Linked DNA regions of Homo sapiens: region 1 is linked to region 2. Evidence: chromatin loops called from intact Hi-C (ENCODE). Cell type or tissue: A673. All regions are shown on one strand. Links, peaks and the distances in the headings refer to the core of each region. The heading gives the core; the rest is flanking DNA.

Region 1 (5,391 bases), core at 90-5,089, 540 kb after region 2:
TCCTTTGTAAATGCTGATACCTATTCCCAGGATGTCCTCTTATCCTCTCTCAACCAACCACACATATTCTAATCCTGAAAGACTCAAGTCCATGGTAAATCTTCTTACACTTTAAGGTCTCCAAAAGAGTTAGATATGGGAGAATGATGGATTAGCACCAAAGGGCCATTAAAATGAACAATTAATTTAGAAAGCTGGACTTCTCCGAGGTCCAAAATTATTATCTTAACTTTTCTACTGTTGTGAAATGTGTTTGCTTTAAATGCTGAGAATAAAAGATCACACTAATTTATGAATGCTCAGCTTCTTTGAAAATGTCAACCCTAGGTTCAGTGCTGTCCAAAAGAAATATAACATGAGCCTCATATGGAACTTTAAATTTTCTAATAACTACTTTAAGGGGAGTAATAAGAAATATCTGACATTAATCCTAATAATATATTTTCTTTAACCCAGTCATCCAAAATATTAATCAATATTAGGTATCAATCAATATTGAGATGTTATACAGCTTTTTCTTCCATAAGTCTTCAAACTTCAGTATGCATTTTATACTTACACAACATATCATTTCAGATCAGCCACCTTTCAAGTGCTCACTAGCCACCTGTGATTGTTGTTACCATATTGTACAGCATGGCACAGCCCTGGCTTTTAAATGACTAATATTTTTTAAAAATTATTTTTTCTTTAGTGTTCTAAGTCATTGAAGGTCCATGCTCTACCTTATTTTTTCAAAGAAGATAAAACCCATTTTCCCTTGTGAAAATTAATAAATACAACGTTTTTCTTTATTAATGAAAAGATCCTGTTTCAGGTCATCTCATTCCATGGACTCAGCCATTAGAACATTGGCAGTAAAAGCTTTTAATCAAACATTGTGAAAGCACAAGTATTAACTAATATAATTTGTCACTTTCAACATGGCTGTTATCTTTGAAGGTAACCTATCTGAAAATCTGACTACACAAAAAGTTGCCTATTTTATCATCAAAATAGTTTTGTGAAACATGCCTCAAATCCCTTAACTAAAATTAGTTTCTCTAGTGATTTGTCTTTTTTATCTGCATGTGTAAAATAGTCAAAATAATATGTACCTAAAGAACTATCCTGTAAAAATGTTAAACAAAACCATAGGACATGGTTTTGTTTTTGAAGTACTGAAAGTACTATTATTGGATGCAAATATCAATGTAAATCAACACATTAGGTCTTGCTGATCATTTGTATACTTACGTAAATAAAATTATAACAACATTTCCCGAGAGAGAGATGTTAGGGCATACACAAAAGAAGGAATATGGGGAAAATAAAGAAATTGTTTTGCCTTCAACATGATTTTTCCTAGGAGTAGCCTCTCAGGACTTGTGGTGGAGCCAAGTACATAATAGCAAATTTTCCATGCATTTGCAATTATCTAAAGAATCACACAGCGACAACAATTAACTGGCTTTGAACAAATTAAGCCAAAAAAACAAGATTGTTTCAATAAAATTACAATTAGTAGAGTTGGTAACTTACTTTAATATGGTAGTTTGCTGTATTTCTGTGTGCCAGTATATAGCACAGCATCTATCATATATACACTCTATATAAAGTTTTTTTGAAAAATGCATATATATGGTAATATTTTATGAAATGGTACCTGAAGATTAATTCAAATCTAAATGTAAGTTTTACTTTGGGACTGATATGTCTAATGCTATTTAATACTTGCTTCAGTGATCTTAAAGGTAAATGCTGCGAGGACAAAAAAAAAACCAGAATGGCATTTGAGCAATAAGATGACTGGAAGTGTTTGAAAGAAAACACAATATGCTTCAAATTATTTTAACATAAAGAATTTCAATATATATGTGGGATGTATGGAAAGTAAAACACATTAGACTTACTTAGGGAACAACTGGGACCATATTTTAAAAATCACTACAATTGTAGCAGTTATAAAGGCAGCAGGAGAGGCCAATAGGAGTTAAATCATATTTTATCAGCAACTAGTAATAAATCTGGAAGTTAATGTGGCCTCTCTAGTGAGGCTACCTCTGAAATTGTACTTTACACTTGAAACTCCTGATCATTTCACAACTGAAACCTAAACAGGAGGCAATGAAGTGAGGGGAAAAAAAATACTAAGAAGAATAATTAAAATGCCAAGATCAAGGAAACTCAATTATTGACTTAAGCAAAAAATAATTTTTATCAAAAACAACCATATTCCTTTACTAGAGGAAGGATACATCTTAATCTAACGGTTAATTACAGTACAATTTTGTAGTTTTGAGCTTTTAATTTTTATTAATGAACATACAACATTTAACAAACATATGCATCTCACCACACATTATTTCCCTTGGAAATAGCAGGGCTGCACATCTCTGATTTTCTGTCTTCTTAATCTAACGGTGTCTATTAAATAACATGACCTCAAATTCAACATATCTGAAACTGAGCTATTTCTACCCCCACATTTCCTCTATGTGTGTTCCTGTGCAATCATCTACTTACTAGTTCAGTTCAGAGAATGTAGAGTCACCTAAGCCCCTCTCACTCTGCAACCCAGCCCACACCACTTAATCAGTTCCCATGCCATGCTCCTTAATAGCTCCTCACTTCTATTCCCACACCAGCATCTCTACGAATACCTTCCTTAACTTAGAACACTCCAAGGCCATACTATAAAGTTTTCCTTTGCCCCTAAACACTTCCTTAACTGATACCTCATGGCCTTTCCATTTCCATCAAGTTCCTATATTGCTCATGTCCCAACTATGCCAGCCATCTGCAATTTTTTACTGTGCTATGTTGTGTCACACTTCTGTGATTTGTCTAAAATATGCTCCTTTTTCTGAAATAATTTTCCCTTCCTCTACCTACCTAAGTTCTAATCATTCTTCAAAACCTCATTTTCACGGAAATGCCACACTTTTCCTGACCTCCTTTGAGGAGCTGGGCCCATCCTCTGTGCTGTCCCAGGGAACACGCTAAATATCCTGTAATGGCACTTGCACACTGTTCTGTGGATGATGATTTAGCACTCAGAGCAGCTGGTCCTGTTTACTTCTATAATTCCAGCACCAGCACTATGACAGGAAATGGTGATGCATTCAATAAATTTTGGCTGAATGAATAAATGAATCACCCAATTGGATATCTCAAAAACTATTTAGAATATTCACTCAGGAACAACAAACTCATATTTGCATAAAGATCAAATATAAGAGTTCATTCAGTGATTCAGCAAATATTAACAGACATTATGATCTGACTTTTTACCAGATGTGGGCTAGTAATTACAGCAATAATGACCATGACTCCAATACCACCCAGCAACCTACACCTGCGTGTGGTTTGCTACATGCCAGGTTCCGTGGACAATCTTATGCACAATTCTCTGAGGTACATGTCATAGTGACCTCTAATGCATACAAGTGGAAACCAAGGTGCAGAGAAGTAAGGTTCCTACTCTCAAACATGATAATAATATTGCCTAGTAAGAAATAAAATAATTGAACAATGGTCCCTGCTTTTAAGTAACTCAAAGTGAAATAGAGGGCAAGGCAATTTAAAAACACTAGTCCACAGTATGAGACACACACTATAAGGCTGGAAGCGGTAGCTCATGCCTGTAATCCCAGCACATTGGGAGGCCAAGGCGGGTGGATCACCTGGGGTCAGAAGTTCAACACCAGCTTGGCCAACATGGTGAAACCCCGTCTCTACTAAAAATACAAAAATTAGCTGGGCATGGTGGCGGGTGCCTGTAATCCCAGCTACTTGGGAGGCTGAGGCAGGAAAATCGCTTGCACCCAGGAAGCGGAGGTTGCAACGAGCCAAGATCGTGCCACTGCACTCCAGCCTAGGTGACAAGAGTGAAACTCCATTTCAAAAAAAAAAAAGACACATGCTATAACATGGGGCAATAAGCACGCCAGTATCTGACAGTCTAGACACTGATGAGTGATTGTGGGGAATCCTCACTCAGAAAGAATTCCTGCTCCGGGAGTTGCATTTCTGTTCATCTTAATGTCTACCATTTGGAACTTTCTGTACATTTTAGGAACAATTTAAAGACCCAAACTAGATGTTTAAAACTAAAATGTTCTCAGTAACCATTTGATGATTGAAAGTGCAAGGTTACAGATAAATACTGTGGTGATTGAGATAAGAAAAAGTAATGATATTCTATATAGGCCAATTAAGTTTCAAGTGCTTATTCAAAATTAAATTATTTCCTTATAAATTTTTTTAAAACATAGATAAAAAATATCAAAAACTTAAAAATCTACATTTTAGATGCCTTTTGAATTTTAAATTCAAAGATAAAAATAGTTCAAAGGTTTCTTCTGCCTGCACACATCTGTGTTTTAAATAAATGAAAAACAGCACTATCTAATCCCAGAGAGTAGTAACTATCAGAATATTGAAATTCAGATACTACAATTGAACAACAACAACAACAAAAGACATAGCATGATACTTACATTAAGCAGCTGTTCAAAAGCAAAACTAAAGCCCTTCTTATAATCTGTAATTCCTTTGGCTGTGATATTATTCACCGCGTCTTTCAACACTTTTTTATTTCTTACATTTGCTTGGACAAGGTGCTGAAAACAGCTTACATCCTGAGCATTGCTGTTAAACTGCAAAAGATTAAAAAGTAAATATATAAATGAACATTAAAATCAACCATATAGTTTTCATAGAATTTGTGTTTGATACTCCTAAACGGTATTGCATTGCTTACTCTTTCAAATGGAAAAGTGAGTAGGCTGGTGACAAAGGTGCATTAAGAAACCAATGGCTATTTTCATCTGAGCTACCAACCCATACTGGAACGCTGAGTCTGCTGCTTATATTCCCGAAGCCTGCTTTCCCTGCTTATAAATTTGAGAATTAAATTATATGACATCCCTTCTAGTTCTCAAATTTAATGAGCATGTAGAAAAAATAATCCAAAGCAATGAAATAGATGCAGGATCCAGAAATGATATGGGATGCTTGCCCTGGTTGTGTGGACATGTTAAATATTTTCATTGCCTCTTATTAGGAAAGACTGGTTGGAAAAGTAATACACTGAATAACATGAATCAATGTTTAGTCATTTTGAAATCTGATGGTACTGTCTTTCTACAGAGGCTAACAGAGGAAAGCAATCTGAATCAAGAACAACTGGTAGCCTTTTAGAAATATCACTTTAGAGGTTACTAAAGAGTGCCAGGGGAACCTTGGAGGCAAGGTGATGGAGCCCTGAACAGCAGAGAGGCTGTGGGAGAGAAAACATCAACTCCAACGATAACTGCCCAAAATGGAAAATTTAAGAACGATCATCAAAGTAACTTCGTCAACCCCATAAAAAATATTCACATCGTTCCCTGGATATTTCCAAAAAGA
Region 2 (5,391 bases), core at 251-5,250:
GTCCCTTACAAAAGAGGTCCCTGAGAAACCTCTCACCCCTTCAGCATGTGAGGTTGTAGTGAGAAGGCTCTGTCTAAGAGGAAGCGGGCCCTCACCAGACACCAGATCTGCTCCTACCTTGACGTTGGACTTCCCAGCCTCTGGAACCGTAAAAAATAAATGTTTTCTGCTTATAAACCACCTATCTTATGGTATTTTTGTTATGGCAGCCAGAATGGACTAAGGTACCAACCACTATTTTGTGGTTCTCTATGTGAAAATTAATAAAGCATTAAGGAACTCATCTTACTGCCTAAAATTTCTTTCTTTAAAGCATCGACTCTGCTTTTACCTTGGTACCAGTCCAGGCCCTTTGGTCGTGAGACTTGGTTGGCTCTGGTGATGTTTGTGACACTGGGGAAATAATCTTGAAAAAAATGGGAGAACTACAGTAAAAGAACAAAAAACAGGGGTGCAGTATGTTTGAAAAAAGAAACTGAATGCTTATTTTCTGATCAAAATTGTCAAAATTTATCAAAATCAACTCCCTGCTTTGATCTTAATCAAATAGCCTTAAACTTCTAGTTAACCGTCCACATGTAAAAAATAAAACAGTTGCACATAATGCCAATAATAATTTATTTTGAATGTGAAAGTAAAAATGTCCTTAAACTATTTTAATAAAATCCAATAAGAAAATATCAGCTCCTCAGAAAAAAATATTTCAGATTACTCTGCCGTTTCTACATTCAGAAAAAAACCTATGAACATGGTAGATGACACTGGAATATCTCAGGAGAAGTTTCTAGTGTAATAGATTCCATTCTAGTGGAATATCTGGGGAGAAGTTTCTAGATACACTATGGTAGCACTATTATTCTGCAATATTCTTCTTGTCTATTGCACATCCACAGATCTCCTTCCATGATACATCTGAACAAGATTTCATTCAGGAGTTAGTTACAGGGAAAAGGAGGAAATGGGTGCAACACTTACTTTTAAACCTACTTATTACACTTTAATTCACTATATTTTTGGACAAATGGTTCCTTTTTAAAATTAAATAATAAATTGCTTATTTATTCAGACACTTGATATCACCATTATAAATCCAAATATTGTGCTAAGGTATATATCACCTTCAAAACAAAAATTCAAATTTACTATACTATTTCCATTTTACATAAAAGTGGCAGCTTCTCAGTTGTCCTTAATACATTTTTACTTTCATGCTAATACAACTATTATCTTTAGGTTTTATTACTTTACCTTGCAGAATCTATACTCCATATTCCGGGATAAAAGCCAGACTTTTGTTGGTGAGGAAATATAGTAGTGTTCATATAATCCTGTTTCCATTTTTATGCCTCTCAAAAAAAAAATCACCCTTAAATATAAACTAAATTATATTTTATGTATTTCCTTTATATTTTCTTCCATTCATTCTTCTACTGCCAGTTTCAGTGGCGTGTTCTCTGTGAAACATTCCCTGCCCAATCTCTCTGAGCCAGAGTTAAGTATGCCATAGAAAGATATTTAAATTTCAATTACCCTGTCTTTTTACTCTCTCTTCTAATCTATTGTAACCATTCATTCTCCTGAACCCTTTCTAGTCAAGGCTGTGCTCCTGGAGGGTGAGTACTTCTTGTTAGCATTTCTGTATTCTGCTCACCTGGCACAATCTTATCCCTGAAAGCTCAGGAGACATTTCCTGAATTAATTCACTCCTTCTATAATTACTATTGAAATTTTTTCATCTTACCTTTTTGAGACTTCTGTCTATCCTTTGACAGGAAAATATAGGCAGAGGACTTGATCTTATTTAAATATGTACCAACTAAATTTCATCTCTTCCTTTTCTATGGGAATATTAAAAATCTCATTTCTTTCTTTTTTTTTTTCAGACGAATGGTTTTAGCTTGAATCATTTGATTGATCACTTAGCAAAAGAACATTAGCTTTAGAACCAGAAGATCTTGGTTAAAATCATTTATCTAAATCAAAAACACTGATGCTGTTACCTATCTCTCACCATTGTTGTGATTATCAGCACGGATAACATCAGTAAAGCACTTCTTAAAGTAATAGCTGCTCAATGACATTTTCTCCAATCTCTTCTTTCTACTTTCATCCTGCTCTTTTTAAGGCATCGTTGATGGACTTTATGAGCCATGAACAAATTCAAATAGAAACAGCAATTAAAATCTTACTCTTTGAAGAGGCACCATGCAATAGTATAGAGGCACATCACAAAAAGAGCTCCTGTTAATAATGCAGGAATCCAGTTATCAGGGATCCAATAATATGAAATCTTTATTAATACAGAAGTAGTAATCTGAGAAATATAATAAATATGAAGTATTAATAGCAGTACAATGGACAAAACTATAAAGACGTATATGCTGTGTAGAATATCTTGCATATTTCACTCTATTTCTTCTCTTTGAATAATTAAAAACAAATACAGCAAATTACAAGACAAAATAACTAACATCTCTTAATGTCACAAAAAACAAACATCATTGTTTTTTAGAAACAAATGTCTGTTTATAATATTTCTTCTGGCCAGAATTCTTTCTCCTGTCTTGCCTTGTTGGTGAACATTTGTTCATTATAATGGTTATCCTCTACCATTGCTCTTGCAAGAAGCCTGACTTTGGGGTAGAAATTACCATACCCACGCCCTCTTTTCTTATATTTCTACTGTAACATCTAGAATACCTTGCCACATTTACTTCTTTTGTGATTCTTCCTACTAGGAAATAAACTCCTATTAAACAGAACCATTCCTTGCTCATCTTTGTGGATTCTCTGTAGTTCTTGGCACAGAAGACAATAATTAGTGTTGGCTCAACGACAGATAGAATGAATCAGCAAGTTTTTAATAGGGCAAAGCATTATTTCAAAAATGGGTCAGACCATTGTAGCCCTTTCCTGCTTCCTATCATAAAAGCACAAAAAGTTTTTTACCCAAGTAATTTTCCATTACTATCTAATGTGTGACCATTTAAGAAGCTAGCAATACAAAGTTCAACACAGATTTTAATGTAAAGTCCATGACCAAGCAACATTACCTTCCCAGCAGATGGCAGCATAAGATAGGATAAGTTTTGTGAACACTCAAGTACTAGGTGTCTTTTCTTTCCTTCCTTCTTTCTGTCTTTCTTTTTTTGTGTGTGTGTGAGGATGAAGTCTTGTTCTGTCACCCAGGCTGGAGTGTAGTGGCAGGATCTCAGCTCACTGCAACTTTCGCCTCTTGGGTTCAAGCGGTTCTCCTGCCTCAGCCTCCTGAGTAGCTGGGATTACAGGCATGCACCACCACACCCTGCTAATTTTTTATATTTTTGGTGGAGATGGGGTTTCACCATGTCGGCCAGGCTGGTATAGAACTCCAGACCTCAAGTGATCCACCTGCCTCGGCCTCCCAAAGTGCTGGGATTACAGGTGTGAGCCACTGCACCCGGCCAGGTGCCTTTTTTTTTTTTTTTTCAGCTGGAGTCTTGCTCTGTCACCCAAGCTGGAGTGCAGTGGTGCGATCTCGGCTCACTGCACACTCCACCTCCCAGGTTCAAGCAATTCTTCTGCCTCAGCCTCCTGAGTAGCTGGGATTACAGGCATACGCTACCATGCCTGGCTAATTTTTGTATTTTTAGCAGAGATGGGGTTTCACCATGCTGGCCAGGCTGATCTCCAACTCCCGACCTCAGGTGATCTGCCCGCCTCAGCCTCCCAAAAGTGTGTCATTTCTTATGCCAACATAATTCATGAGGCTGATTTCACAGAAATAATAAAAGTAGAAAACAGACCTCTGCAAAGAAGGATCAGTCAACAATGGTAGTAACAGAAAAAACACTACTTATACAATTGAGTGAGAGGACTCCTGATTACTTTGTCGAATTTTGATAGTTGCAGAGATCAGCTACTATAGGACTGAACATTCTGTTTTATACAACAACAAGGGCATGTCTGGACAAAGAAAGATCGAGAAAGGCTCCAGTAGTGTCAGGTGAAGTATTGTGGCCTTGTTTTCTTAAATAAATACTACGCTGTATTTCCAGATCATAGACTAAAAGAATGACAGACAACTTGATCACCACACTTAATCACCTAGCTCTATTTACAGCTCGTTAAGAAATAATACCTGCACTAAGCACAGGTATGGGGAAGAATGTCACGACTAATATAAGTAAAGATACCACAGCCCACACCTGTTTAACTTGCTTTCTCATTCGTTCTTCCGTCCTTCCTTATGTCCCTCCCGACTTCCTTCCTTTTTTTCCTTCTTCCCTTCCTTTCTCTTTCTTTTAATAAATATTCGTTGAGCAGTTACTACATTTCAAGAATTGCCATATGAAGGAAATAAAGAGCCTGACAAAGGTGTTTGTGAGAAAACGTTTGAAAACATACTCTTAGAACATGTTTCTTTCTTCATTGGGCACATTTGGTGACAGCACGGCAGATTAAAACCAAAAAGAGTAGGGGTAGCATTTATTTAAAAGCAACTATTTGTCATGATTGGTGCTGAGCCTTTTAGCTATATTTTTTAGCTATATTATTAACACAGCCTTTTAGCTATATTACGTGCCCATTCTAAAAGAGATGTTTTCAATACCACCAATTTATGAAGGAGGAGCTGAAGCTCTGTATGTTAACAAAAGTTCCATAGCCACTAAGTGGCAGAATTGGTATTCAGATAAAAATTCATGTATCTCCACTAAGTGGCAGAATTGGTATCCAGATAAAAATTCATGTATCTCCAAGACCACGTTCTTTTCAGTGGACTAGGCAACATCCCCCAAAATGAGGATATATGAGAGTTTTGAGAAAACAATCCAATTCCTCTATCAAGGTGTGTAGGCATCATTTTGTAAATCACCATTATATTCATATAAAAGTAACTACAAATTTTCATCCATGAGAATTTAACTGTGTAGAGCAAGTTCGAGGCATTTGAAAATTGCTTAAAGGTTAGTTGAAGGAATCATCCTAACTTCCTGCACTTCACTTGCCTGACAAAAAAGGGTAGATTTCCTGATTTCTGTTTTCTCTGTCTTTTATTTACCTCTCTCTCATATACACACAACTAAAGCTTTTATCTTAATTAATTCACATTTTTTTCATATTTCAAAATCTAAGATAAGTAGGAATATTACATTTTTCACTAGTAATGTAAAAGCAAAATCTTTGTATAGGGATTAAATAGAATATTAATGGTTTATATTTATATAACATTTATTACAAGAGCTTTCATATCTCTTGTTTCATTTAATCCTCACAAAATTCTTTGTACAATACATATAGCTATTCTAATCTAATAGCTTTAGTAATCCATGTACACAGAGTAAATCCATTTACACAGAGTAAATACTGAAGTGTACATTATGTGCAAGCTGGACCCTTTCAGCATATCCT

Evidence for each region. A loop is a pair of places that touch in the nucleus more often than their neighbours do. Peaks named below come from ENCODE experiments on the same cell type or tissue, not always from the same donor. Only the 100,000 strongest peaks of a DNase experiment are listed, where the experiment ranks them.
Region 1: it touches region 2 in a loop (4-fold over the local background); 6 of 110 quality-filtered maps call a loop at or near these places.

The regions. Positions count from the first base shown.
Region 1 is chr7:82,033,596-82,038,986 of GRCh38, forward strand. It overlaps CACNA2D1 (calcium voltage-gated channel auxiliary subunit alpha2delta 1), which reads right to left. Exons shown (of 39, transcript NM_000722.4): 11 at 4,482-4,640. Among named protein-coding and RNA genes, the nearest start is that of CACNA2D1-AS1, 27 kb to the left of the region's middle. In A673, for the core only: no CTCF peak of the experiment used is centred there; a DNase peak (open chromatin) is centred at 3,066.
Region 2 is chr7:81,496,769-81,502,159 of GRCh38, forward strand. No RefSeq gene overlaps it. Among named protein-coding and RNA genes, the nearest start is that of HGF, 270 kb to the right of the region's middle. In A673, for the core only: CTCF peaks have their summits at 3,040 (motif pointing right) and 4,671; DNase peaks (open chromatin) are centred at 3,033 and 4,693; H3K27ac peaks cover 1,114 bases.